2 separate regions of the Homo sapiens genome follow, and region 1 is linked to region 2. A link is a loop called in an ENCODE intact Hi-C map of the cell type or tissue named here. Cell type or tissue: PC-9. All regions are shown on one strand. Links, peaks and the distances in the headings refer to the core of each region. The heading gives the core; the rest is flanking DNA.

Region 1 (2,904 bases), core at 252-2,751, 120 kb after region 2:
TACAGGCATGAGACACTGTGCCTGGCCTCATTTTGGCTTTTGACTTTGTTTATGATTATTCTTTTTGTTTGCCATGCAAACACTTTTTATTTTTATATGGTCAAATTTATTGTTATTTTATTTTATGGTTTCTGGTTTCATTCATAGATTTTAAATTTTTTTCTCCTGGCTCCTTTAAGTTCTTTTAGGGTTAAATTTTTACATTTAAATTTTTGATCCACATACAATTGATCTCATTTTAAGGTATGAGATATACATCTGAACTTACTGTTTTTTCTCCCAAATGTCTGCCCAGTTGTGCTGGGACATTTATTGAAAATTCTATCTTGGCTGGGTGCAGTGGCTCACACGTGTAATCCCAGCACTTTGGAAGCCCAAGGCAGGCAGATCTCTTGAGGTCAGGTGTTCAAGACCAGCCTGGCCAACATGGCAAAACCCTGTCTCTACTAAAAATACAAAAATTAGCCAGGCGTGGAGGCACACACCTGTAATCCCAGCTACTTGGGAGGCTGAGGCACAAGAATTGCTTGAACCCAGGCGGCAGAGGTCGTGGTGAGCCGAGATCATTCCACTGCATTCCAGCCTGGGTGACAGCAAGAAAAGTCTATCCTAACTGGTTGAAATGCCATCCTTGCTCTACTATAAATTCCAGAGTTTCTTTGTGCCCATCTCAGTACTTCTGTGTCCCCTGCCATGTGTATCCAAGCACCAGCACCACAGTGCCTTTTTTTAGGCTCCATGCAGCTTAACTACAGGTCCCTGGGTCTGCAGACATGGAGATTTGCTGACCCTGAGGTGGGATGAGGAGGTAGGGGAAATAGCAAAAGAGTTGGATATTAAGATCAGAAAGCTTCTGGGCTCTCTCCAAAGAACCCCTAGCATCTAAAATGGCTTTGCTCCTATACCTCCTCTCAAAACAAAAAAAAAAAAAAAAAAAAAAAGAGAACAAAGAAGTCTGTTTCCTTATTCAACAGCTATTTGTCCAGCCTGAAAGAGCCCCTCTAGTCTAACCCTGTGCATGCTGCTGATCCTCTCCCAGAGTGCCTTCCAAGATTATTTCAGGAGCCTAGGAAGGCCCTAAGTGTGGCTTTGATCGCCATATTGGAAATGCTTCCCTCACTGGCTCCCTGGGCTCCAAGCCCAGTACTTGACAGTTGCCTGTAAACTGAGCAGGTCTTTATCTTAAAGACATCACAATGGACCCTAAACAAACACATTAACAACCACTCAGAGACCTAACGCTGGCCAATAAACAAACCCCCAGGAAAGCTTACTCAGAAAAGGTTCCTCCTTCCTGCAGCCCCTGAGGGCAGATCCCGGAGTCCCTCCTTCCTCAGCCTGCAGGCTGCTTTCCAAGGGCTCTCCAGCCCTCCCGGCAGGAATGTAATCATCTGCCCTGCGTGCCCTGCCTTCTCTCACCTTTACCCACAATAACCCAGCATGGTCACAATGCACTCAGTGCATACCTATTGCAAATAAAACAAGAAAGTAAATCTCCTTCAAAGGAACAGCTAATAGCTCCAGGCTACCAAAAACAATGTGTTCTATGGGAGCTAGCGATTACCCTATATACCAAGGGTTTAAATTTAAGGTCTTTAGATGAGCTTCGGAGGTTCCCTGAACCCCTACAATGATTTGCAAAATTTATATGTAGACTTATGAAGGGCATTTTTTCCCTAAGATACCGGGAAGGAGATTCCCTGTATCATCAGAGTTCAATATCAAAAATTTTTTTTAAATCTAGGTATCTATGGATAAAAGGATATGATGTCTAGATTTTGTTTCAAAACATTTCAGTTGGAGGACAAAGAGTGGGTGAAGTAGGTGCAGTTATGGATTAAACAAGATTGGCCATTAGTTGATACTTATTAAAGCTAGTGATGAGTGCTTGGAAATTTATTATATTATTCTGTCAAGAAAGAAGTGGAAGGAAGGAAGAAGAAAAGGAGGGAGTGAGGAAACCTTTTGCTACAGACTACGCTGAAAGAACCAGACAGACCATAGTATACATCTGCTATTCTCATAGTCCTAGCTTTATAGGAACAACTGCCCAGTGGATTGCCTGGTCAGTGTTTGAAAGCCTGGCAAATTTGTGGGTGCAGAGGCATGTTCTTCTCACTCTCACCCCCGCTCTCTATCCTCAGCATCACCCAGAGAGAGGGACCAGAATCCCTGAGGCCATCTTGGTTCATCTGCACCGTCTCTCCTACACCTCTTCACCCCTCCCCTCTCCACTTCACTCCAGGCTGCATTGGGGCGGGGAGGTGATCATCCAAGGCCCTGGCTCTCCATCGAGACCCCAGCCAGGTAGAGCCCCTATTGCCTGAGCAAGCTTGCGCAGGATGGGGCTGGAGCTGCACTATTTGGATCTTCTTGGAGTAGAAAATTCACAAATTCCAACCTCTGCTCCCAAAGCAAACCTCCCCAGCCCAGGTGGCTGCATCCTTCTCCTCCCCTCCCCCCAGTTCCCTGGGTCGCCAAGCCGGAGGCTTTGAAAACCAGCTTGTGTTTGGTTTGTGAAAGCACCAATGTTTGCAATGTTTGCCCAGCAGAGAAGGAGCATATTTTCTCCCTTCCAAATGCAAACTCAAAAGATGCTCCACCAGTTTTTCTTCAGACTTTCCACAGGAAACATAAATAAGAAAGAAAAATGACTTTAGGTGCTGAGACCTGAAATGGAATTTCAACCCTGAAGGAACTGCCTGTAACAAGCACTCTCTGTCCTTCAGTGAAGGCTTCGAGAGCCTAGGTGCATGTTTCTTTCCTCTGAGTAGCCTTCACAGATGAGGCAAGGGGAGGAGCTGAACCAGTTCTTAGACCTGACTCCCAGCTAGATCTTCAGCCCCACACAATGAATGGCCGGTGACTGGCACAGCAGCTGAGATTCCCTGGCTACAGTGTTCT
Region 2 (2,904 bases), core at 171-2,670:
CCCCACTGTTAAATTCCCAGTGTCTTGACTAGTACCTGGCACACCGTAGGCTCTTGGCCCATATCTACTGAATACACATGCCTTTCAAGGGCCTACTGTGTGCCAGGCACTTGACTTACATCATCTAATCCTCACACAGTCCTACAAGGGAGCTATTACTATACCCAGTTTACAGGTAAGGACACTGAGATTTGGACAGATTAAATAACTTGCCCAAGGTCACAAGCTACAAAGCGACCTCGCCAAGATTTGAACCCAAGAGTCTAACTCAGACCCTGTGTTTCTCCTGTTCTGCCAGGCCACTAGCTTCTAACAGCACTACCTAAAATTTTAGTCATCTACCAAGGAACCCTGAGACCCACAGGGGGTGGGGCAGGCTGAGCATTTTCTCTTCCTGCGACCTCTGTCTCCAGGCTCTGACAAAGCGGTTTGTATGGCCAGGCCCAGGGCTGGCAAGCCGTGTAAAGCAGTGGTTACAGGCTGACTCTGCAGCCTTGGGCAGGTGGCTGCATCTCTTTAGACCTTGGTTTCCCCACTATGCCTGCTAGAGAACATAACTGTACTTACCCCAAAGAGAAGCTATGAGGATTGAGGGAGGCAAGCAAAGCAATGTGCACGGGGCCTGGCATGAGGCTATCAGAGGAGGCTAGAGTCCATTTCTCCGTCCAGCTGGGCTAGGTTCAGGAGCCCTTAAGGGATAGCCAGGAGAGGGAAAAGGTAGGCAAAGTGAGAATAGCTCCCCATTGGCCAATGGGACAATCAGCACATAGTAGGTTTTCAATAAAGATGCCTGTTTGAAAGATTGTTTCCTATTTGCCTTCCAGACTATTAGAGTCATATTTGATTCCACACAATTTCTCTGCACAATCCTACCTCTGTTGGGTTCTTGTTCTTAACCAGAGTAAGGTGCCCAAGACTGCCAGAGAGGCATGAAGATCTAAAAGTGCTGGCAGAGGGAGCCTCCTTCTGAGAGGCCACTGTCCCCAGAGTAACCTTTGGGCAGTCCAAGCCTGTTCTCAGGTCAACTTGTTCAAACTAGTTAGTACATCTAACCTCTCAGCTCATAAACATTTACTGCGGGTGTATAATGTACAAGACAGGGCACTAAGTGCCCTGTGGCCATCCCATGAATGCAGAGGTGGGAGAGTTCCATGCAGGTTAAGAGCATGGGCTTCTGCAAACCTGAGAGGGAGTCGTGGGTTTCCTCCTCACAGGCTATGACAGCTTGGCATGTTGATTAACCTCACAGAGACTCCATTTCCTCATTTGTAAAGGGAACATAACTGGTTCCTACCTCACAAGACCTAGTGATAGGTCTGGGAGGCACGTAGCACAGCACCTGTTACCAAGTGAGTGCTCAGTAAGTAGCTGAAGCTACAACTCCAGTACCAGCAGGTGGCACACACTGGATGTGTCACCAGCAAAGCCTCGGGCCTCATGGGTATTCCACAGTGCCTGGAATGTCCCACCTTGCATAACACCTCCAAGCTCCAGGTTGTCATCAGAAGGCCAGTGAGAGGCAGCAGCTTCTCAGGAACCAACTGCCGAGTCTGCACAGACTCCGCTTTCCCGCCGGTGCAGCTGCCCACACCCTGCTTAGGACCAGGACTCTCCCCTGTGCAGAATGAGGACTTTGTATGGCATCTGGTTCTGGGAACACCACTTAGTCTATTCCCTGGCACAGGACCTGCAGGGCAGGTTTGCAAAAGCATGACACACATTCCAACTCACAGAGTACTGACTGCTTCTGCCTTCCACTCCTGCTATTCACCAACCAGACACCCCCATCCTCTCCCAGCCAGCCTTGGGGTGGGGCGGTCTCACCACCTACCCCCCTTGCCCACAAGTCACTTCAAAGACATGACTTCCCAAGAGATCTTCACTTGCACTTTTCATTTGTTGGCAGTGAGAATGACTTCCTTCCTGGCAGAGTAACTGAGAGTCACTACATGGTCATCGTGGCGGCTCTGCTCCCTCCACGCCTATGCCCGATCACCCACAGGCTGGACCTCTGGGGATCCCACCCTTTGCATCTGGACCATGAGGACCCAGGACCCAGAAGGCAGGACAGTTTCTCTTCCACATGTCGCCACAGCGGGATGCAGGCACTGCCATCAACGCCTGTCACTTGGATTGAGCAAGAACAGCCTCTCCCCACCCTGGACCATTTCCCCAATAGTCAGACCAGACCAAAGAGGCAAACTCTAGTGTCTTTGGGAACTGACTCTGTCTCCTGCAATGCAGCTTCTCCCTGGCTTTGGCCTCCACTTTGCTTTTCATTTCCCCGGAACCTGATTATAGGTGACCTATGTCCTTTATCAGAGTGGGCGAGGTTTGCCTACCCTTGCCTTCCTGGCTGCTTACCTGCTTTACAGCCAGACTTTCTGTGGGATAGTGTGGTCCCCAGAGGTCTGGGAAGCTGGATGAGCAAAATGTGGAGGCTGTAGATATGGAGGAAGAGGGAAGAGGAAACGTGAGGCCCAGTCTTGGCTCCACTATGAACCCCAATTTCCCCAGGGGAAGCTGAAGAGGAGTTGGCAGACCTTCCTGTCCCTGTCTGAGGTTGGGGTGGGGCAGGAAAACCAAAGGTGAGGCCAGTCACAAGTCAAGGGTGAAGGGAAGTCACACGAGTGGTGGGCTGGGTCCCAGGACAGGGTGGCCGGGAGCAGTGCCGCCCCAGGGAAAAGACGAGAATTGGCTGATAACACCAGGGAGCAGGCTAGGGTGTCGGGGGCTGTCCTCAGAATTAAGCTACCCCTGTTTTCCCTTGAGCATTAAGCCTCCCCCAACCTTATCATCCCCTCATCACTGCTGTGACCTCTGCTGAGTTTGGAGTGATGATCACTAGGGTGATTAATATTCCATTTTTCCCTGGAAAGTTTGGGTTTATGTCCATTGTCCTGG

Evidence for each region. Hi-C counts contacts between places; a loop is a spot of excess contacts. Peaks named below come from ENCODE experiments on the same cell type or tissue, not always from the same donor. Only the 100,000 strongest peaks of a DNase experiment are listed, where the experiment ranks them.
Region 1: it touches region 2 in a loop (2.3-fold over the local background); 4 of 110 quality-filtered maps call a loop at or near these places.

What each region holds. Positions count from the first base shown.
Region 1 is chr12:48,020,691-48,023,594 of GRCh38, forward strand. The region is part of intron 2 of LOC105369750 (a long non-coding RNA gene); the gene reads left to right. LOC124902927 (a long non-coding RNA gene) reads right to left here and starts at 1,485. Exons shown (of 2, transcript XR_007063293.1): 1 at 1,275-1,485. RefSeq lists an enhancer at 828-1,819. In PC-9, for the core only: no CTCF peak of the experiment used is centred there; DNase peaks (open chromatin) are centred at 1,361 and 2,591; H3K4me3 peaks cover 192 bases; H3K27ac peaks cover 335 bases.
Region 2 is chr12:47,899,270-47,902,173 of GRCh38, forward strand. The region is part of intron 1 of VDR (vitamin D receptor); the gene reads right to left. Among named protein-coding and RNA genes, the nearest start is that of VDR, 4.3 kb to the right of the region's middle. In PC-9, for the core only: CTCF peaks have their summits at 1,373 (motif pointing right) and 1,578; a DNase peak (open chromatin) is centred at 1,432; H3K27ac peaks cover 1,987 bases.